Linked DNA regions of Homo sapiens: region 1 is linked to region 2. Evidence: read pairs that join two places in POLR2A ChIA-PET (ENCODE). Cell type or tissue: MCF 10A. All regions are shown on one strand. Links, peaks and the distances in the headings refer to the core of each region. The heading gives the core; the rest is flanking DNA.

Region 1 (12,127 bases), core at 3,949-8,948, 110 kb before region 2:
ACCCACAGCTGTTTCAGAATGCACCTTTCTCCAACTAACATTTTGGTGTGTGCTGTGTGCTATGTGCACTCTCCCTTTCTATCCCCACCACCCCACGTGGTGGTCACAGTTATTATCCCTGATATAAGAGGGCTAACGATGGGCAGGGCAGGGCCTCCACTGGCTCCAAAGTCCACGTCTTGCCCTGTGTGCTGCACCCCTCGTCGTTGGTCATGGAGGCCAAGGCTACCAGCAACTAAAAGGACATAGTGAGAACCGAGTGGTCCCAAGGAGTCACGTGGCCCCGGAGTGGGATGTGTGGAAATGCAGACTCCAAGGTCAGGGGTGGAGTGGCCCTTGGCTTGACTTATCAGCCCCTCCAGCTGTGGGGCCAATTCCCTGTTTGTGGTCACATGTGTTTGGAACAACGTCCATTTCTCAGCAGATGCTGCAGCTTCTGGGCCATTCAGCCGTCTCCATCTGAAGTCCCTCGAGCTCATCTTCCTTCAGCTTTTGCTTTCCATTTTGTAAACCACCTGGGGTAAAATATGCAACAGTTTTCCTGACCTCCTGGGCCTCCAGTCTAAATTTATTTGCCTGGCATTTGGTTTCCAGTTAATTTTCTTCTTATAGGTCACTGTTGGGTTACACTGTTCTGCTAACTCTAATATTAAGAAGCTTTCATTCCAAGTTCTGTTTTTCTGGAAGCCAAGCTGCTCATGGACTTAGGAGGATGGAGACCTCAGAGCACTGTCTAGCTCCCATCTCAACAAAAGACTACCTTGCGACCAGGGGCACTGTATCCCTGTGTCTCCAATTCTCCCTGACTTCCCGCCTATAACCCGAGAAGTCTCGAGGTCTCAGGAATTCCCTAAGAAGAGCTATGCATGTCCTCCTTGTTGCATCTGTCCCATGGCTTTGCCCTCCAGCATGGGACAAGGTTCCTATGGGTGTCTGGGACACCCCTGGGCACCCATCTCAAATATAATAGTTCCTGAATCCAATGCTTTTTTAGCTAACACTAACAATACCCACCAATTATTCAGCTATATACAGTTGTTGTTGTATAGAGAATATTCTGAGTGAGTTACCCAGACTGATTCCTATAGCAACCTAATGAGATGGATACTGTTGGTGTTTCTTGCCTGTGGAATAGAGATGATAGGAAATGACGGGATCAGCTGAAGGTCTCCTCATGCAACATGAGAGTTGGGATTTGAACCCACGTCTGAGTGGCCTAAAGCCTGTGGTCATTACCAGCTCACTGACGTGCTCTGCATGAGGCCTTCTTTTTCCTTATTGATGGTCAAGAACAATAGGAATATTAATATTTTTACTGTTAAAAAAAGTATATCTCCTTGTAGTTTCTGAAAAAAAAGTATAAAGGTAGAATTATAATACAAAACACAATTGTACTCATCTCCCCAAATGAACGAATATTAATATTTTGTCTTAAATTGAGAAATCAAACATTTCCAATGAAGCAGAAGTCGCCTATGTTTCCCTCCCAGTCCCATTCCCTTCCTCATTTCTGCCTCCTTCCCCTCCTAAAGACAATTAAACCACTGTTAGGAACTTGTGCAGATTTAATCTATGTAATTTTACTCTTACCACATGAATAATATTGCTTTAAAAGATTTAAACTTGAAATACATGTTCTCATCGTGATTGTAACGTTCTGCAACTTATTCACTTACATCGTGTGTTGTGTTCTCTCCATGTTGATATTTGCATATCTAATGAGCATTTAAAATTTTAATTGTAAAGGGTTCTATTGAATGAATGCACAACGATCTCTTTTCACTCCCTTCCTAATGGCCTTTTGTTTTGTTTTGTTTTGTTTGTTTGCTGTGACAAGCGATGGAGCAGTGGGCATCCTTGTTCATATCTTACTCACATGGTCATGGCTTTCTCTATGGTCTACATACGAAAGAGGACTTTTATTGTTTATATATAATTTTCTCAGTGAAAAATAGAGGACAGTGTCTTATGAAAAGCATTTTTTTCCCCTAAAGAACAATTACCATTTACATTCCAATGGCTGCTAGCGAGTGCCAGTAAACACACATGGTACAGCCCATAGAGGGAGGTTCAAGTCCCTGTGGGTTCTGTCTTGATTGAGGCCATCAGAGCTCTTAGGTAAATGAAAAGGTGTGTGAATGTCTTTGGTGTGGTTATCTGTTGCACAAACGAATACTTTCAGGTCTGATATTGACCTAAAGACAGAGGAATTTACTTTAATAATTATGCTTCATAAATAATAGAACCAGGATTCTGATTCGTGGAGCTCCCAAGGACTCCCCCATGTTGCTGCTAGCCCCTCTTTAGTGAGACCTCAAAGGGCCTTCTGGGCTTGAGGACCTCAGGTGTGGAGTCTACACTGGAAATCACACCACTTCGCCAGCCCAGCTGACAAAGTTCTTCACAGGGACATCATACCAAGTGCTCTGAGGAGAGTCTCCCCTTCCGGCCTCACGATGATTGCCAGATGGTGACAAACTTGGTCCTGTCTGGCCAGAGTCAAAGTCCATGCATTTGTAGGTGGCCTGAAAACCAAAGGAGAGGAAAGAGACAGTTTTACTCTGTTCAGAAATAGCATGAGAGGTGGGTGACATTTTCATTGTCCTTTAGAGTCACGGTTTGTCTTTGGTGCCACCCACCATAACCACATAGAGTGGTTGAATGTGGAAGCGGTGATGTATTTTAAGGCCAGGGTGCAATGTCCATGGTCAGAGACTGAAAATGTCAACGGGTTTAAGAAATGTTGAAATGGCTCCATAGATAACCATCAGAGGCTACTAGAGAAGGGGGTTGGGAGATAGCCACACTTACAGAGCTGACATTACGGGGTAGCAGGTATTCTTTTTTTTTTTTTTTTTTTTTTGAGACAGAGTCTCCCTATGTCGCCCAGGCTGGAGTGCAGTGGCGTGATCTCTGCTCACTGCAAGCTCTGCCTCCCAGGTTCACGCCATTCTCCTGCCTCAGCCTCCTGAGTAGCTGGGACTCAGGCGCCTGCCACCATGCCCGGATAATTTTTTGTATTTTTAGTAGAGACGGGGTTTCATCATGTTAGCCAAGATGGTCTTGATCTCCTGACCTCGTGATCTGCCCGCCTCGGCCTCCCAAAGTGCTGGGATTACAGGTGTGAGCCACTGCGCCTGGCCAGCAGCTATTCTTTGGCAATGCTCATTTATGGAGGAGAGGCCTCATGCTGCAGCAGGTACTGCACAGGCTCTGGAGCTAGGACCTGACCCTGCCACATATCCATAAGAGCTTCCATCCGCTGAGCATGTCATGATGTGCCAGGCACTGTACTAAGCACTTTGTATGTATGCAGTCAGTAGAATGATGGCCCCACAGATGTCCACATCTCACTGGCTGGAACCTGTGAATATGTTGGGTTGTATGGCAAAGGAAACTAAGGCTGCAGATGGAACTAAGGTCAGTAATCAGCTGATTCTTTTCTTTCTTTCCAACTTTCATTTTAGGTTCAGGGGTACATGTGCAGGTTGTACATGAGTAAATTGCATGTCACAGGGATTTGGTGTACAGATAATTTTGTCACCCAGGTGATCAGTATAATATCCTTGATATAGTTTAGATGTGTGTCCCCACCAAATCTCACATTGAATTGTAATCCCCAGTGTTGGAGATGGGACCTGGTGAGAGGTGATTGGATCATGGTGGTGGATTTCTCACTAATGGCTTAGCACCATCCTCTTGGTGCTGTTCTCCTGATAGTGAGTGAGTTCCCTTGAGATCTGGTCATTTCAAAGGGTGTGGCACCTCCTGCCTTGCTCTCTCCTGCTCTTGCTCTGGCTGTGTGACATCCTCCTCCCCCTTTACCTTCTGCCAAGATGGTAAGTTTCCTGAGGCCTCTCCAGAAGCCAAGCAGATGCCAGCATCATGCTTCCTGTACAGCCCATGGAACTGTGAGTCAAGTAAACCTCTTTTCTTTACAAATTACCCAGTCTCAGATATTTCTTTGTAGCAATTCAACAACAGAACAGTACAACCCTATACATAGTTTTTCAATCCTCGCCCTCTTCCTACCCACCACCATCAGGTAGGCCCTGTGTCTATTGTTCCCTTAATGGTGTCCATGTGTACTCAATGTTTAAGCTCCCACTGACAAGTGAGAACATGCAGTATTTAGTTTTCTATTCCTGTGTCAATTTGCTTAGGATAATGGCCTCCAGCTCTACCCATGTTGCTGCAAATGACATGCCTTCACTCTTTTTCATGGCTGTATAGTATTTTATGGTGTATATGTACCATGGTTTCTTTACCCAGTCCACCACTGATGGGCACCTAGGTTGATTCCATGTCTTTGCTATTGTGAATAGTGTCCGCGGGCTTTAAAATGAGGAGCTTATTCTAGATGACCTGGGTGGGCCCATGGTGATCACAAGGACCTTGTAAATGTGAAGAGGGAAGCCAAAGAGTCAGAACCATAGAGAGATTTGAAGATGCTGAACTGCTGACTTGAAGACTGAGAAAAGGGCCATAAGCAAAGGAATGTGGGTGGCTTCTAGGTGCTGGAAAAGGCAAGGAAACAATTCTCCCTTGAGCCTCTAGAAGGAACACAGCTCTGCTGACAACTTGATCTTACCTTGTTTGGTACTTCTGACCTCCAGAATGATGAGAAAATAAATTCGTGTTGTTTCGAACCACTTGGTTTGTGACAATTTGTTATTGGAGCGATAGGAAACTCATCCACTCACCTCATCCACTCTGTACCACTCTCCTCTGAGCAGCTGCTGTGATCACACTTTCACAGATGAGGACATTGCAGCTGCGGGGCAGTTAAGCAACTCACAGGAGGTTCCACAGCCAGTCTGGTGAGGAACTGAGATTCTAACCTGCCCTATACCCAGGTCTGAGCCCAGAATTGTGTGACCTTGGATAAGTTATTCAGGTTTCAGCCCTCAATCATGGCCAGAGCTAAGGTGAAGTGAGTGAGGCACCTTGGTGCGAAATTTAAGGGAGCATGAAAAAACTTAGTCATCGAGATGCAGTCTATTTTAGTGTAATATATTAGAATTAAAATTGATGCCAAAAAATGCCATGATGAACAAAACACTAAAATTTTAAATAAATGTAGGGTTAATCTCAATTTCTACATCTATAAAAGTAAGGACTATATCCTAACTTTGCAGGATGGTTGTGTGGAATTAAATGAAAAAATCTACAGAAAACATCTTGGGAACACCTGGCACATAGTAAGAGCTCATTAAATGACGATCATTGTTTTGCGGGGCACAGAGGGTGGGTGAAAACACAGGCCCTAGTGTCAGGCTGCTGAGATTCAAATCCTAGCTCTGCCATTTCCCAGTTGAGTGGCCTTGAGTAAGCTGTTTACCTGCTTGATGTCTGAGGCTACCTTCAGACTCAAATGTGGTGTCACCTCATTCCCAAACTCATTCTAACCAGCTTCTTACAAGCAGCGTGATTTTGTGCTATTTCTGAAATTTCTTCTCAATCTTTTTATTTTGGCCAGGTTATTTACCTTTAGTGAATTCCATCTTCTGAAAACAATGCTTTTGTGGGTCTTCTTGCAACTGAACTACAAGATTCAGGCAATTCCGACTTATGAAACCGTGATGACATTTTTTAAGAGGTAATATAACTTAGTGTTGATTGATGAAATACACAAATACTGAAATGTACAAACACTGCTCATAATATCACGGGGGAAAACCATCAGTGATATAATTTTTCATAGCATCATTCAGAGGGCACTGTTTTTTTAATAGGGCCTAAGATTATAGGATGCTTTCAAACCACCAAATTACCTGGAAAAGTAAACAACATGTAGGTGTTGTACTATGAGATAATCAGGTGCTTCTGGGAACTTGCTGTGTCCAGTAACAGGCATGAGGCAAAAGGTACTCCTCTCTTCAGGAAAATGACCACACTACCCTGGCCTTTAAAACTTCATTAAAAAAAAAAATCAGCTTTCTTAGGTTGAATAAAACTCACTTTTTCTGTGGAAGTAACTGGTGGTATTACCTTGTTAGGTTTGTGTTTCTGGTCCCCACAGCCTCAGGAATGAGGGCTTCCAAGCATGACGAGGCGAGTTTAAGGAAGTGGAAGTAAAGATGCTTCATTTCTTTTGCATGTGTGAGTTTAGCAGATAAACACGTCTTCACGTAGTGACCTGTTTAAGCCAAGTTTCATTTGCATTGTTTTGAAGCACGTAATTCATTTCTGGAACAGAACATCTGTGCGCTGCGTTAAGTAAAGAGCCCACTTCTTTCTCTGTCTTGTTATTTGAGGAAAGCAGCATTCAGTGTCGGAATTATATGTACTGTGTTTAGTTTCCATATAATTTGCTTTGAACCCAAATGTTTTACCCGCCCTCCCCCACTCTTTTAATAGCCTATGAGACACTTTTTCCAATGAGTCATGCACACCAGGAGGAATTGCTGTTTGGCTCCAGGTCAGCTCTCCTACTGGAAACGTCTTAGCACTGGGAGATAGGAAAAAGAGCTAGAATGTGGTGATTCATTAGAGCTGTGTTTTTAATATGGAAGAAGCAAGTGAGGAGAAGGGAGTTAAGGTGTGGGCCCCCTGCCAAAGTTGCTGTTTCCAAGGCCTTTGCTTGCACTCCTGAGCCAGAGACGCCACAGCTCTTCCCTGGAGTGGCAGGCACAGGGGTGTTTCTCACCACCACAGCTTTTCCATTTTCTTTTCGAATCTACGTTGATTTGTCCCAGACCTCACATCGCCATGCATTTCCCCAAGCCCCCTGATCCTGTATAATTTTCTTCGTTGGAAACCATTTGCTTCTTTCCAAGTCATGTCATTGCCCCGACCTAAGCAGTGATGACAAATCTTTCAACAGGGGCCAGAGTCCTCTCAATGTAGAGTGGGGGTGGCTCCAGACAGCCAGAGCCTGCTGTGTCCCTTCCCCAACCTCCCTCCTTCCCTGCTTGGCCCTCTCCTTTCTCCAGCGAGCTTTGGGTCAGACTGGGAGAAAAGATGGGAAAGTGTAGGGCTTGGATGCTCTCCCCTGCACACTGTCCAGGCCCACTCTGTCATCATGGAGGACCTTGTGGCCCACTTTTAGCACTGTGGATGGTTCTTCTCCTGCCCAGCTCAGCTGCTCCAGGGTGGTAGCACCTCGCAGTTGTGTCTTTGTCATTGGCCTCCATCTCCCAAATGCATCTCCTGAGCCCCGGGCTCCTTCACCTGGGGGTCTGCTCTGGGTGCTCCTGCTTCCCCCAGTCCCTGCCTGCTCTGCCTCCTCTCTGTCCATCCGTGATGGGGGCCACCCACCAGAGCTGCTCTGCCCAGCCCCTGCTGAACCCCTCAGTTCATGTATATGTCCTGCCCCTCCCAGGGACATCATAAGCAGCTTCAACAAAGGGCTTATGATCCTTTCTCTTGCCCCAACTTGCCTGGCACCTTGCTGGACTGTGAGTCTCTGTCAGACTTTTTTTTCTCTTTTTTTGAGACAGGGTCTTGCTCTGTCATCCAGGTTGGAGTACAGTGGCGTGATCATAGCTCACTGCAGCCTCAAACTCCTAGGTTCAAGTGATCCTCTCGCCTCAGCCTCCTGAGTAGGTGGGACTACAAGAGCATGTAGCCACATCTGGCTAATTTTTAAAATTATTACTATTATTATTTTTTGTTTGTTTGTTTTTTGGTTTTTGTTTTTGTTTTTTTTTTTGAGAAAGAGTCTCGCTCTGTCGCCAGGCTGGAGTGCAGTAGCGCCATCTCAGCTCACTTCAACCTCCGCCTCCCAGGTTCAAGCAATTCTCCTGCCTCAGCCTCCTGAGTAGCTGGGACTACAGGCAAGCGCCACCACACCCAGCTAATTTTTGTACTTTTAATAGAGATGGGGTTTCAACATGTTGGCCAGAATGGTCTCGATCTCTTGACCTCGCGATCCACCCGCCTCGGCCTCCCAAAGTGCTGGCATTACAGGCGTGAGCCACTGCGCCCAGCCTAAAATTATTATTTGTAGAAACAGGGCCACTCTGTTGCCCAGGCTGATCTCAAACTCCTGGTCTCAAGTGATCCTCCCACTTGGCCTCCCAAAGCACTGGGATTACAAGCATGAGCCACTGTGCTGAGTACATTTTTTTTTTTTTTTTGAGGCAGTGTCTCACTTGTTGCCCAGGCTGGAGTGCAATGGCACGATCTCGGCTTGCTGCAACCTCTGCCTCCTGGGTTCAAGCAATTCTAGTGCCTCAGCCTCCCAAGTAGCTGGGACTACAGGCACGTGCCACCACGCCCAGCTAATTTTTGTATTTTTAGTAGGGGTGGGGTTTCATCATGCTGGCCAGGCTGGTCTCAAACTCCTGCCCTCAAGTGATCCTCCCACCTCGGCCTCCCAAAGCACTGGGATTGCAGGCGTGAGCCACCGTGCTGGGTCCATTTTTATGTAGCTCAGTTCTTCTCACAGAAGTGGGTCTTAAATGCTGATGGAAAATTCAGAGAATGTCATGCATGTGGCAACTTGACAACATTGAGATAGCAGACACATTTCCGTTTCTATTGATGGGTGGTGCCCGTTGAGTGCACCAGCCCAAGAAGGATTCTCAGCTTTTCTGTAGGCTCTGAGAAGAAGAATGTCGCAGTAGATTAGCGGTGTCTATCCTGGCTGCAGGAGCCAGGCTTGGTGGCGCCCTGGGTCCATGTTTGCCATCCCCTGCCGAGGATCCCCAGGGCTGACCAGCAACAGTGCGGAGGCTTTGTAGCTGCTGGCCTAGCAGGGCTGGTGGCCGGAGGGCTCCAGCTGCCCCGAGGTACCTCTGCTCCCTGTGGAGGTGGAGGGAGACTGCAGGGAGTCACGGACAGCCTGGGCCAGCATTGCGTCACCAGGGGAGTTGAGCTACAAAGTTCAAAGGGGCAAAGGGAGCAGCTAATCAAGGAAGCTCCAGTGGTCGCTGACAGGGATGTGCCAGGAGCATTTCAAAGTGAGACAGAGGAGCAGACCCCAGGGGAGACAGTAAACAGGCTCGGAAATGAGAAGAGAGGGAGCAATTTGGCCCAATTTTAAAAATTGCAAATATTGATAAAATAACTTCAATGACAGAGCAATCTACTTCCCGGGGAGGGGGACATGTTGAGGCCGTCACATTATGGGAACTGACAAGTTGGAACTGCACTTCCCTAACATGTCAGTAGTGGGACAAGCTGAACAAATATTAGCTCACCCGGACCTTGACCCTACCAGGAAAGAAGCTGAGCAGCAACTGCGGGCATGGCCTTGGCTGGCCCAGAATCCGGAAAGGAGGGTCGAGAGCCATTAACTGAGTAAAATGAGTCAGACGCCCCTTTCCTCATCTGTCTCAGCAGTGTCCGGAAGACAGGCTAGGAGGGAACGTAGTTGAATAACTGACTTCTCCAGCAACGACTATACCCAAAAATAAAGACATACGTCCAAGCCATTTCTACTCTCCCATTTTCTTTTGTTCATTAATTTTTTTTTCAATCTTTCATTCAACAAATATTTTTTGAACATGTGCTTTGTGCCTCAGACACTGACATAATGTTGAAGGGGCAGTTTCTTTGCCTAGCCAGATGTTTAGAAACAACTTCAAGTTTATTTTTGTTGCTATCCAAGAACATCAATGTAAGAAGGAAACAAACACGCACGGTCGTGTGTGGCTTGCAAACACATACAAACACACACCTGTGTGCACATAAATGCATACACAACTACACACATCTAAAGCATAAACACACATACACACACCACTCTACACTCTACAGCCTGTTTTTCTGGCAATAGCTAGTTGAGAAAAACAAATAGGCTGTCCCGAATTAAATTTAACATCTCCTTGTAGGAAAAACAAAAAATGTAAGCAAAGCTGTTGCCTTCATCTATGAAGGAAAAGTCATCATTTCATTCCACTTGGTAGTCTGAGAAGTTCAGGAAAGCTGTAAAAACTTGTAATCGGAGAAAGGGCAGAAGCAGGCAAATTTTCAACTTTTTAAAAGAACATTTTAAAATCAAGGCATAAAATACAGAAAGGTGCATGAACCTTAAATGAAGAGCTCAATGAATTTCCACAAAGTGAGCACACCTGTGTAACCAGCACCCAGACCAGAACAGGGGACATGGCCAGTCTCTAAAGCCCCTTATCTCAGTACCTACTTCTTCCACCAAAAGTAAACAGTATCCTGACCTCTTTTACTACCAATACATCTTCCCTTTTCTTGAGCTTTGTATAAATAGAATTCTGTAGCATACACCTTTAAATGTCTGGCTTCTTTCACACAATAATGTATCTGTAAAATCCATCCACGTGGCTGCATGTAGCAATAGCTTGTTCATTCTCATAGGATATTTCATTATATGATTATACCACAATTTATTCAGATGTTGGTGGACATGTTCAGCCACTAGGAATAGTATTGCTATATACAACCATGTACATGTCTTGTGGTACACATAATTATGTGCTTCTATTGGGTAAAAACCTAGGAATAGAATTACTATGTCATAGGGTATGGATGAGTTCAACTTTAGTAAATACTGCCAAACAGTTTTGCAAAGTGGCTGTGCTAATTTATTCCCTAACCAGCAGTGCATGAGAATTCTGGTTTTTCCATATCCTTGCCAACACTAGGTATCTTCAGTCTTTCACTTTTCTTTTTCTTTTTCTTTTTTTTTTTTTTTTTTTTTTTGAGACAGTCTCGCTCTGTCTCCCAGGCTGGAGTGCGGTGGCATAGTCTCAGCTCACTGCAACCTCCACCTCCCGGGTTCAAGTGATTCTCCTGCCTCAGCCTCCTGAGTAGCTGGGACTATAGGCATACGCCACCACACCCAGCTAATTTTTGTATTTTTAGTAAAGACGGGGGTTTCACTATGTTGGCCAGGCTGGTCTTGAACTCCCAACCTTAAGTGATCCACCCGCCTTGGTCTCCCAAAGTGCTGGGATTATAGGTGTGAGCCACCGCTTCTGGCCAGTCTTTCACTTTTCTAATGGATGGAGAGTGGAACTAATTTGCCTATTCCCTTTTAATTTACATTCCCCTGCTAATGAGGTTGAGCATTTCTTTATATATTTGTTAGCCATTGGGTATCTTTTTAGTGAGGTGCCTGCACAAGTCCTTTCCCCATCTTTTCTTTGTTCTTTTCTATGTTCTGCTACGTTCTGGTCCACGTCCTTGTTGGATATATGAATTCCAAATACCTTCCCTCTGTGGCTGGCTTTCTCACTTTCAGAATGGTCTTTTGTTGTTGTTGTTGAGAGAGTCTCACTCTGTTGCCCAGGCTGGAGTGCAGTGGTGTGATCTCAGCTCACTGCAAACTCTGCCTCTCAGGTTCAAACGATTCTCTTGCCTCAGCCTCCTGAGTAGCTGGGATTACAGGCATGTGCTACCACGCCTGGCTAATTTTTTGTATTTTTAGTAGAGACGGGGTTTCACCATGTTGGCCAGGCTGGTCTCGAACTCCTGATCCAGGTGATCTGCCTGAATCAGCCTCCCAAAGTGCTGGGATTACAGGCGTGAGCCACTGTGCCTGGCCTCATAATGCTCGTTTGATGAACAAAATTTTAAATTTTAAGGCATTATAATCTATCAAGCCTTTCTTTTATAGTTAGTGCTGTTTTTTTTTTTTTGTTTTTTTTTTTGAGATGGAGTCTCACTGTGTCACCCAAGCTAGAGTGTAATGGTGCGATCTCAGTTCACTGCCATCTCTGCCTCCCGGGTTCAAACGATTCTGCTCCCTCAGCCTCCTGAGTAGCTGGGATTACAGGCACGTGCCACCACACCTCGCTACTTTTTGTATTTTTAGTAGAGATGGGGTTTCACCATGTTGGTCAGGCTGGTCTCGAACTCCTGACCTTGTGATCCGCCCGCCTCGGCCTCCCAAAGTGCTGGGATTACAGGCATGAGCCACTGGGCCTGGCCTATAGTTAGTGCTATTTAAGAATCTTTGCCTATTCCAGTGCCATGTGGATATTCTCCTATTTTCTTCTAGAAGCTCTATTGTTTTACCTTGCATTTAGATCTAGAGTCCATCCAGAAGTATTTTTTTAAGTATGGTGTGAGGGAGGGACCATGGTCACGGTCCTTCTTTTCATAAGGATGCACAATTGATCCAGCACCGTTTACTGGAAAGGCCATGCTTTGCTCACTGCTCTGCAGTGTCTGTCACCTTTGTCATAACGTATTTTACATGCTA
Region 2 (11,957 bases), core at 345-5,344:
AAGTGGTGACTAACATTTGACATTCTTAGAAACACAAGTCTTATGTCTGTGTTCATCTCTGGTAGATGAAAAACTGGAAGAGAAGATATTTTCAATTGGATGAAAACACAATAGGCTACTTCAAATCTGAACTGGTATGTTGTTACGTCATAAATGTTGCTATAAGAATGTTTGAAAAGTGTTGCAATGTAGTGATTATATATAATTTCTTGTACTGTTCTGTAGTTTCAGAATAAGTCTAGTTTTTAGAGGTAAATATAGTTTATTTGGTTGTGATGCTTTTGGTTAATGATATTTTTCTTAAATACATTTTTAAGTAAAAAGATCCTATCTTCAAAGCAGCATTCCACCTTGAAAGATCTGAAGATCTCAGAATCCTCTAGTCTATAAATTTCCTCTAAAGGGGCTGTCCTCTTGGGGGGTTAGCCCCACGTGGAGTAGGGAGAGAAGGGCATCCACATGGGGAAGGGGTGGTGGCAGAGATGGGAGAATGGTCACATACACAGTGATTTATAAAATCAGGAACTATATTAAGTATAATAGAAGCCAAGTCTTTTCAGAGAAACAATACTTTTTGGTGAATGAATGTATATCTGTATATATGATGAGGAATGAGATATTTACATAGTTTCAAAGTACCTATCTACTAAAATAGGTATTAAGTATTGTACAAGGGGAAAAAGAGTAACATTACAGTGAGGAAAGTGGTGTAAAGAATTCTGTCTGTAAAAGTCAATATTTAACCCTCTGTATTTCTTTCTCTTGAGATTTTCTTTACCTATTTCACATTGACTCATAAATCACTTCACATAAGATGTTTTTATCTTCCCTGAAGGTAGAATCAGAAATTGAAATTCCCTCTTCGCCTTGTTTGAGTTGCATCCTTATTTAAAATATTGTAGGGTGATCTGAGTCCTGAAATAGCTTATTGGAGACATTGAATGCAATTCTGTAGTATAAATGTCTATCCTACGTCTTCTTTTTGTATGGGATCTTTGAGAAGGGAACTTATACTTTGTTTGAATGAAGTCACCAGAACAGCATTGTCCATTAGAACTTTCTGCACAAATGGAAATGTGCCGTATCTGTATTGTCCAAGGGCACTAGCTACATGTAGCTGTTGAGTGCTGGAAATGTGGCTAGTGTGACTGAGGAACTGACTTAATTTCATTTTAATTAATTTATATTTACATCATTACACACAATGGCCACTGTATTGGCCAGCAGAGCACTAGTGTATAGGAAGGGGATATTTTAAGATTCACCTCAGGAGTCAGCTCTTCTGGGAAGCTTTTAGACTCTGGGTTAAGTGTCTTCTCTTTATATGCCCTGTGGTACCCTATGCATACTTGTATCATAATGCTCTTCCCAGAGTTTTGCAATCACGTGCATTCTTGTCTTTGCAACTAAATTAAATGAGCTTCTTAAGGGTAAAGACTCTTGTAGTCTTTTATGATCACAGGGCCTGGCACTTGATAGACAATAAGTGTCTTTGAATGAATGAAAAATGGCATAGCATAGCAAGAAATGCCATTTTAGTATGGGGCTTTCTCAAAGCTTAAGAGCCTCAACTGGAAGTAGTAGTTACTTGGTTCAGAAAGTACCTGCCTTGTTGTCTCAGGAGGCTATCCTTGTGCTTGGTTAGCAGGTTGTCTCATAGATTTTATTTAAAGCCAATACTCCCGGGAAGAGTCATTCATGCAGCAGACATTCATTGAGCTCTCCATGAACCTGGTGCACTGTTCTGGGAACTGAAAATAAAAGAGAATAATTAGCAAAGTTCTCTGGCCTTCAGGAGTTCAGTTTTGGTGGGGAAATTGACGTGTGCCCCCATCATCAACAGTAGTTTTAATAATTAGGAATATTTTTAGTATTTAGAAATTGCAGATAAAGCTGAAAACCTTTAAAGGTCAGTAATTATAACTATACTTAAGTTTTCCTAATTTTACGGAGTATAGTTTATCTCCTATGGTAGTTCTTTGTTCTTCCTCTCAAATTTCACAGAATAATGCCCAGCATACAGGTTTTCAAAACTTAGTATTTCTGTAATAGTTCTTGTTTCAGCTCCCCCTCCCCCAGTTTTAACATTTCTGAAATCTTAGCAGTATGTCTTAGAGTTGCTAAGGACGAGGGGCAGCCAGGCTGCAGCTGTGCTGTAGTTGACTGCTTGCCATATGCACAGTACCTTTGGGTAAAATCCAGAAGACACCGGCATCAGCATGTGCAGAAAAGGGTGCTGGCAGCTTGGGAGGAAATCTCAGGGACACCATGAAACATTCTTAAATACTGCATCACCAACACTCTTTTTGGCACAAAGAATGGCTTGGAGTGAAAAATATGGACATTGGTGGCTCCAAGTCAAAAAGTGATTCAGAAGATCTGGAATCTGAATGTGAAATCTTAAAAACTATAACCAGTTTATCTTGTCTATATTTTTCTTTTTTATATATGCTCAAGAATAATATATGATAAAAATGTTTAAAGTGTAAATGGGCTCTTTTATAAAACCTTTTCATCATGGAAAAGTGTAAACATACCCTTTTAGTAGATAGAAATAATACATGGAACCTGCATATACCCATCACCTAGATGTCATAATTGTTAACACATGGCTCAGCTTGTCTTGTTTCTTCTGTTTCACCACCCACTTCCTGCTTCATATTTTGAGGCAAATCCTAGATGTCTCCCATTTCATCTGTAAATATCTCAGTGTGTATCTCTAAAAGATCATTTAAAAATTTTAAAAATAAGTATAAAAGACTTAAGTGCACAGCCGAAAAATTGGTGAAAATATTTGCAACATGTATTAGAGATAAAACTTACAAGGAATCTTAAAAACTGAGGGGATTTTTCCTCACCTACTTTGCTCTCTTTTCCTTCCATCAATCTGAAATGACTCAGACTCTAATTTATTAGGTGAGGCAAAGCAACATAGGCATCCAAGAGGAACCAGTGTAGCTTTGTGTGGGTGTCAGAGCCCACGCAGGACAAGGAGGCTGTCCTCTTGGGGGGTTAGCCCCACGCGGAGTAGGGAGAGAAGGGCATCCACATGGGGAGGGGTGGTGGCAGAGATGGGAGAATGGTCACATACACACTGATTGATAAAATCAAGAACTATATTAAGGATAATAGAAGCCAAATCTTGTCAGAGAAACAATACTTTTTGGTGAATGGATGTATATCTGTATGTATGATGAGGAATGAAATATTTACATAGTTTCAAAGTACCTGTCTACTAAAATAGGTATTAAGTGTTGTACAAGGGGGAAAAGAATAACATTACAGTGAGGAAACCTGGCAGATACCACTTTACTCAGGTGGTCAGATGATTAAAGTGAATGTCATTGGTAATGAGGTAAATTGAAATCACCTGACAGGATAGTGGAAGACGAAGACAGCATCACTTCTGTGAAATCCCTGCCCAAGGTATGTAATCAGAATCCCATCATGAGGCACACCCAAATGAGGGACATTCTACAAAATAACTACCTTGCAATCTTCATAGAGTGAAGATTATGAAAGTCAAGGAATAATGAGGAACTGTTCCAGACTGAGGGAAAGAAAATATTTGACAAGCAGATGGTATTCGTGCTTCTGAACTGAATTCTTTTGCTCTAATAAAAGACATTTTGGGCACAGTTTTCTGATTCTGATGATTGTATTGTGATTATGTAAGAGAATGTAGGAAAAGTATTCAGGGGTAGTGTGGGACAGGTCAGCAACTCACTCTGAAATGGTTCAGGAAAATCAGTTCTTTATGCTGTATTTTCAATCCTTGTATAAATTCGTGTTTGTTTCAAAGATTAAAAAAAGAGAGAAAATGGAGGGGAAAATACCTGGTAGGCAAATGAACAAAAGACATGAATAGGCAATTCATTTAAAAATTAAAATAGGTCTTAAAATATTTAAAAAAATTCAGCATCACTGATAATTAGAGAAATGCAAATTAAAACTGCAATGAAATATTCTCATCTGTCATGAGAAGGTTGTGGCTGAGTTAAGAGATTGGCAAATCCCCACCCACCCTGCCCAAAAGCAACTGTAAATGCCATTCTGTAAACAAAAGGAATCAGGAACCCTTGGTGATGTGACTGATTTCAGAGCTGGGGCAGATAAAGTACAAGCTGAGCTCAGAAAGTGAAGTTGTGCCAGAGGATAAGGAAGTGGCTCAGAGAATGAATGGAACATGTCAAAAGGACACAGAAATTACCTTGAAGGAGCTGACCAAAATGCAGACAATTTAAACAACAAAATAAGTAATGATAGTAATGGAATATAACCCATAGAATAAAAATGAGTCATAAATAAATAAATGGAGAAGGAAAAATATTTCCTTAGAGTAAAATTCTATTTAATATATGTAGATGGATTGATGGGGTTAGAAAAATCACCATTTGGCAGCCACTAGTAATGGTTTCAGGCAGGAGTTTTCAGGGTTTGATAAAACTAGTTGCAAAATTATGATGGGAAACCTGGTATTACTATAGGTTCCAGGTATCTCCCCACAAGATACTTAACAGTGACAAAGGGAAAAAGTAATTTTACAGCTACTGGCAAACATGACCTTAAGCAACAGATCAGGGTTAACACACCAGTGACAGGACAAGCCACCATCGGGTGTGTACCTCCTAATAGTGGTCCACTGAGAAGAACAGTGTCATGTCTGTGGCTTCCTGTCAAAAGTGTATAAACTGAATCTCAGCACGAATAACAGGCAAACCCAGACTGGGAGGTGTTCTACAAAAATAACTGGCCTGCACTTCTTTAAACTCTGAAAAACGAATGAAGAACTATTCCACAGTTAAAGGCGACATGACAGCTACATACATGGTATGATCCTGGATTTAACTCTGGATCAGAAAATGGTTTTTGTGCTGTAAAGAATACAGGTAGGGCAATTAATGAAATCTGAAGATGGTCTGTAGATTATAGTATTGCATCAGTGTTGAGTTTCCAGTTTTCATAATTGCACTGTGGTTATGCAAGAGCACATCCATGTTTTAGGAAATACACACTGAAGCGTTTAGTAAAGGTACATCATATTTACAACTTAACCTTCAAGCATTTCAGGAATCTATATATATACATATACTCTGTCACACACATATATAAACATAAACAGATAATGATAAAGCAAATGTAAAATATCAACAGTTTAGAAAACAAGGTGTAGGTTATGCAGAAATTCTTTGTACTGTTTTTCTCAGTCTCTTATTAAGTGTGAAATTATTTCAAAATTAAACTATTTTGTAAAACTTTTTAAAAAAGATCTATGATTTTTTTTTTTTTTTTTAAAAAAGCACTCCCAGCTGGGCGTGGTGGCTCACGCCTGTAATCCTAGCATTTTGGGAGGCCAAGGTGGGCAGATCACCAGAGGTCAGGAGTTTGAGACCAGCCTAGCCAACATGGTAAAACCCCATCTCTACTAAAAGTACAAAAATTAGCTGGGCGTGGTGGCAGGCGCCTGTAATTTCAGCTACTTGGGAGGCTGAGGCAGGAGAATTGCCTTGAACCCAGGAGGCGGAGGTTGCAGTGAGCCAAGATCGTACCATTGCACTCTAGCCTGGGCAACAAGAGCGAAACTCCATCTCAAAAAAAAAAAAAACAAAAAAAACAACAACACTCTGTCATGGTTTAGTTTTATTTTTGGTGCTACATAAAGTAATGGTATGTCTTAATCTCACGCTGTCATATTCAATGAAATATGTATATTGTATTTTATGGAATGTATACTAGAAATATGCTATTAGGAACCAGTTTTATATTTGTATCTTATATCTACTTTGTAACCTTGGGTGAGATACTTAACATGTCTAATCTGCAGTTTCAGCACATGAATAGTAGTACATGTGTTGTAGGGTTGGGGAAAGTGTGAGATAAAACATTTAAAAGCTAGCAGATGTCTCAGCACTTAGTAAACATTCAATTTTGTATTTATATAAAAGTGATATTTGTAAAATCACAAATTTAAGTCAAAGAAGCAGGATGTGCACTTGCTCTGCTGCCTTGTATATCAAAGTGACATTCCAGAAAAGGAGATGCTGTGCATACTGGTACGTGGGTCCGTCGGGGAAAGTCTGATGGCTAATAGCTTTTAATTAGTTACACTGCCCTTAAGGCCAGAAATAATGTGAATAAGGGCCGTATGCAGTTTTTCTTGTTTCAAACAACAGTGTATATAAGGTTATAGTGTTTGAGCTATTCAGATGCTGGATGGTTTAAGAAGGTAGATTTATTTCTGAGATGTGCTTCAGAAAAGAAGTGTGATTTTCACATGGGTCTTCAAATAAGACAGCTAACCTTTGAAAGGATTTTAAGAATAAACATCATGTAACTGTTTTTTTTTTTTTTTTTTTTTTGCCAGGAAAAGGAACCTCTTCGTGTAATACCACTTAAAGAGGTTCATAAAGTCCAGGAATGTAAGCAAAGGTAAGGAACCGCTCTGACTTGATGCCTGGCACAAGTTATAAACACAGAATAGTGCCTTAGTTTGAGTAATGTACTTACAGATTACATTTTTCCATATTAATTGTAGTTATTTTTAACTCTTTATAGTTGAGATACACTAGAATTTTCAAAACCCTCAGAGTAAAGTATTGAACTACTTTGTTCATTTGAAAACTAAAAATTAGGAAAGAATCGTTTATTTGTTTCTTTGAAAACTAAAAATACAGAAACAGCTTACTAATGGAAAGGAATAAATTTAATGTGAACAACTTATGGTTAGGCCATCAGATTTGACAAATTGATGTATTAAGTGTTTAAAAGATGCAGTAGAATAGAGCTTCACAAGAAAATGTGTTAGCTGTGACAGTGTTTCACCAAACTGATTACTAAAAACTCTGAACTTTAAAGTTGCTTTGTGAACTTTTTCTAAAAGTGAAACTACATGAAATATGTAAAATCTTACATTAAAATAAATGGGAAAAGATAATTTGGGTTTGCTAAATCAGTGCTTTACCTCATTTATTTATTGACGCATACTGGGTACTGGGTAAACAAATGAAAGAGAAACTCAAACAACTGCTATTTAAGTATAATTGGATTTTTTTTTCATACAGCGACATAATGATGAGGGACAACCTCTTTGAAATTGTAACAACGTCTCGAACTTTCTATGTGCAGGTAAGATGCTTATTTGGCAATTAATAGATCCTCCTAAAAAGAAATTAATAATATTAGAGGTGAAATAAACATAAACAAGCTTGTTGCACTTGAGGTTAAAAAAATATGACAACTGTAATTCACCAGCTTAATAAAAGGGTACTGTATATAGAGTTATTGGTGGGGTTATATGTTCAGGAAGTGGGAGTATTTGTTATGAATTAGTGAACTAGAACTAAGTATTTAGAGAAAGGGAAATGCTTTTAATTTAGATGTTAAGTGTGTACTTTCAAGTTGGATTATTTTTGCACATGTTTTAGAATTTTGATTTTTCTATTATATCATTTTTTGGTAACCTTATTAAAAAAACCCATAGTAAAAGTAGACAGTAGATTTATATAGTTTCACTAATAGTAGGCATCCTGTATTTAAGTTTAAATTGTACTTTTTGCATACTTCATTGAATTATTTAAATGGAAAATTTTAAAAAAAGATTTGGGCCGGCTGTGTTGGCTCACACCTGTAATCCCAGCACTTTGGGAGGCCAAGGCAGGCACATCGCTTGAGTCCAGGAGTTCGAGACCAGCCTGGGCAACATGGCAAAACCCCATCTCTACTAAAAATACAAACATTAGCCAGCCGTGGTGGTGTGCAGGCTTGTAATCCTAGCAACTTGGGAGGCTGAGGCACGAGAATCGCTTGAACCCAGGAGGTGGTTACAGTGAGCTGAGATCGTGTTACTGCACTCCAGCCTGGGTGACAGAGACCCTGTCTCAAAAAAAAAAAAAAAAAAAAAATCAAAAAGGGATGATTTGTTTTTGTTTTATTGAAGTTAAATATGCTTATTCCAGAAAACTTGGAAAATATAGAAAGATTTCAGAAAAATGTGGCTTATAAAACATTCAGTCCCACATTGAGGCAACCATTCTTATGATTTTGCTCCCTTTCTTAAGGTATATATTTTTATAATAGGTGGGGTCATACTAAATATAGTGTTATATCCTATTTGTTTCATATATTGTTATTTTTTTCCCATGTCATTAAAAATTATCTGAAAACCTTTTAGAACTGCACCATACTCCATTGATGTTCCACCAGTAAATTGTGTCTGTATTACTCTGTTGCTGTATTGTGTCTGTGTTACTCTGTTCATGTGCATAGTTTTTGTACATTTACTGTAATAAAATGATGAAAAACATCTTTGTGCATTACTTTGCCTGATTTCTTTAGGGTAAGTTTCTAGATCGAGATTAACTATCAGAGCATGACCCTTTCTATTTTGTCAAATTGATTTCTAGAATTGTATTTCCATTAGTAATGAATGAAGTATACTCTACCTTTGGCTACTTGTATTTTTTTTTTTTTTTAGTCTTTGTTAATATTACTTATTCAAAAATATTCTGCATTTTAAACTTTTTCATATTTCTAGATTCTAGAAGTGTAAGGGATTCTAGAATCTAGAAACAAGAGGCAGTATCTCTGCACCCCGATTGGGGCCTTATTTAATTGGATTAATTTCATAGTAAGGTTTAAAATTCACATTGAAAGCCAGACGTATCTGTCAATACTTATTGTAGGATTTAGGGTACTACTAGAAATTATTTCCAGAAAAATATGTAAAAGAATGTCAGAATTTTTAAAAATTACACAACTACATAAATATTCTTGTAGCAGATTCAGACAGTGTAGCAGTAGGTAGAGTGAAATAAGAAGGGTTTTTCTTGGACTTCCTCCTCTCCTTGTTTTCTGTCTGGAGGTATTCATTATTGACGCCTGTTGATGGGTCTGATCTTGACATTGAAGTGCTCAATTTATGTCTCTGTGTAGTTAAGACCTAGCAAAACCTGGCTTTAAAAAAATGATTTCTAAATTTTTTGGAAACAGTTGCCTTAGAGTGATTTTGTTGATGACAGTATTTTAAGTTATCAAAATAAATACATTGGCTGTATAGAAGTAGGTGATTTTGAGAAAAAATTGTTTGAATGAGTTCTTTTTTCCTTTAGGCTGATAGCCCTGAAGAGATGCACAGTTGGATTAAAGCAGTCTCTGGCGCCATTGTAGCACAGCGGGGTCCCGGCAGATCTGCGTCTTCTGTAGGTTTCCTGCTCTCTGGGGTGATACTCCCTTGCGTCTCCCCCATCCTATCAAATTTCCTCTCTCCCAATCCATCCGGTTTCTTTCTTTCTTGAGATTTATTTGCATGTTGACTTTTATACCAATTGGACTTGCAAAAAATAATGCATTTCTAATTTAATGCTTCCTTGTAGTATTATGTATACATAACTTTCTGTGCATTGTATTGTGTTAAATGCACAAGTAGGGCAACTAAAGAATAAACATTTCCTTGCTTTGTTTTAGGAGTTCTTACTTGTCAGTAGCTCTAGATTTGGCATAATCTGACAGATTCTTAGTATGGTGTGTGATCAGGATCATGTAAGACTTTTAGTTGTAGCGTTACACAGTTTTGTGAACGTCTCAATTTCCTCTTTACTTCCTCTGATTTCAGTTCAGGTTTTTTGGTTTTGTTTTGTTTTTTACCTTTGGCTTAACCATGCCATCAGATCACTGAGCAGCTGGGGCCTTAAATACAGTTCAGTGCTCCCAGTGTTTCCATTTCATGTTTTAATTCTCATTTTAAAACCTGCTTTAACAGCCTGCTTCTGAAAACTACCATAATTATCTTTGTGGTAGTATGATAATAAAATTGAAATACAACTAAACATTCTGCTCAGAAATATTTTTTTAAAAGATTTTTCTTGTGTTCAAGTACATAAGAATTAGATTTGCATTTGGAATACTTTGGCCACTGATCTCAGGTCTGAAAATTTAAAGTATCTTAAAATGTAACACTGCCATCTGCGGAAAGTAGTCTCATATGTAGCATGATAGCCTTTATTATCTAGATTTACTATGACATATATGCTAGTTACTTACACTTTTAATATTTTTTTCTGATAGTATTATAATACCGCCTTTTATTAGTTTTCTGGTAGTGATAACTACAGATAAATAAATAGAAATCAATGTTTCTGATTTCTTAGTTGTTAAGTCATTCTCTCTTTATATCCTTTTTGAAATATCTAAGAAGTCACTTTCATAGATGTTCATTTTGTAACTGCCTGTATTTTATGTGACTTTTTCAGCAGTCAAGTATGAGACTCTCTGCAAAAACAGTGTCTGTTGGGAAGAGGAAAAGTTGGAGAAGGATGTTTGTGTTTTGTGCTTTGTGGTGGGGGCAGATTGGACTATCTAGCTATGACTGTCAGCACAACTTTCTCTTTTCCTCCCTCTACCCAGTATAGGTTAACTCTAATCTTAGCTTTGCACTGTGTTCCAGATGCGGCAGGCCAGAAGGCTGTCGAACCCTTGTATACAGAGGTATACATCAAGAGCTGGTGAATGCAGCACGTATGTGGGCTCTCACGCAAACGTGCCTTCTTAGTGGAGGGCCCAGACTTACTACTTACAACTGATCATAGAAAGTTGAGTTAACCAAACTGCCTTTTGCAGTTATCATAACTGATTTTGTCAATACTAACGCAAACTGTTTCACTGTAGTCATCAGGTTGGATATGTGTATTTAAAAATAAAAAATAAAACATACAACTTTACTAACAGAAAGAGACATTAACATATAAAAATTAATATACTCAACTGCTGCAAGAGTTTCAATTTTATATTATGTATTTAAAAATTTTTAAGATACAATACTTACGAAATGCACCATTGTTCTAATAATATATGCAAACTAATGCATGCATATGCATTGGATAAACTGTACATTACTATAGTTTGCATGGCATTTAAAAATCTCTGAAATTTAGCCATCTAATAGGACTCTGTAGTGTTTTGGTAATTTGTAGCACTTTGATTTCAAAGCCACTGGTATCATAAATGAATATAATATACTAGTATATAGCAATGTATTTAGAATGGTCATATTTAAGGATATTTTCAGATTTGATCTAGTTAGAAGCATATTGAAATTAACATTCTCAACTACTAATTATTTCACCACAGTTTAAAATGTGATAAATGTGTACCCTTTGTTACCTTTAAAATATTAAGCCATATGAATATATGACCTATTCAGAACTAAAATTAAGTAAAAAATGAAAAGACTGTGCTATTATTGGTTGCAGTGAAATTCAGGGAAGTAAAAACTAAGTCTTATCAGCAGAATAATGTTTGAAAGATGATTCGTGCTTATTAAAGAAATATGGCCTTTCATTGTTATAGTCTATATTTTAATTTTTTTCATTCTAAAATATGTGGGATAATTCCTAGTGTTGACTGAGAATATACTCTTAAATAAAATGATACAGCTGGGAGGTTCTCTTTTAAACACAGTTCAGTTGCAGCTGGAACACTGTATTTCAGTTTAGGTTGGCTGAATCTTCAAAGTGTCATAGGCTGCCAAATTCAGCTTTGGTGACGGAACTGGTTTCCTAGTGGAAATGGTTTTTGGCTATCATTGCTTTAAACTCACCTCTAAAAACGCGTTGCTTTGGGAAAGAACTTGCACATTTATGCTGCATGGCTTCTGCTGCTGCCTTTGTGTGTGTGTGTGTGTGTGTGTGTGTGTGTGTGTGTTTTATTTGTTTTTCAGAGAATCAAGTCTCACACTGAGTTACTAACCTGGTCATGAGTGACTGACCGTGTCTGACTGCCACTCCTTTTTGCAGGAGCATCCCCCCGGTCCTTCAGAATCCAAACACGCTTTCCGTCCTACCAACGCAGCCACCGCCACCTCACATTCCACAGCCTCTCGCAGCAACTCTTTGGTCTCAACCTTTACCATGGAGAAGCGAGGATTTTACGAGTCTCTTGCCAAGGTCAAGCCAGGGAACTTC

The links. ChIA-PET counts read pairs that join two places held together with the same protein. Peaks named below come from ENCODE experiments on the same cell type or tissue, not always from the same donor. Only the 100,000 strongest peaks of a DNase experiment are listed, where the experiment ranks them.
Region 1: POLR2A ChIA-PET joins it to region 2 with 15 read pairs; 4 of 35 experiments call an interaction of 5 or more read pairs at or near these places.

Annotation. Positions count from the first base shown.
Region 1 is chr10:122,301,710-122,313,836 of GRCh38, forward strand. It overlaps BTBD16 (BTB domain containing 16), which reads left to right. Exons shown (of 16, transcript NM_144587.5): 10 at 5,480-5,599. Among named protein-coding and RNA genes, the nearest start is that of BTBD16, 36 kb to the left of the region's middle. RefSeq lists an enhancer at 6,230-6,299. In MCF 10A, for the core only: no CTCF peak of the experiment used is centred there; a DNase peak (open chromatin) is centred at 6,462.
Region 2 is chr10:122,417,835-122,429,791 of GRCh38, forward strand. PLEKHA1 (pleckstrin homology domain containing A1) reads left to right here. Exons shown (of 12, transcript NM_001001974.4): 8 at 66-134; 9 at 6,365-6,429; 10 at 7,062-7,125; 11 at 9,108-9,197; 12 at 11,790-11,957. Among named protein-coding and RNA genes, the nearest start is that of MIR3941, 6.8 kb to the left of the region's middle. In MCF 10A, for the core only: no CTCF peak of the experiment used is centred there; a DNase peak (open chromatin) is centred at 2,287.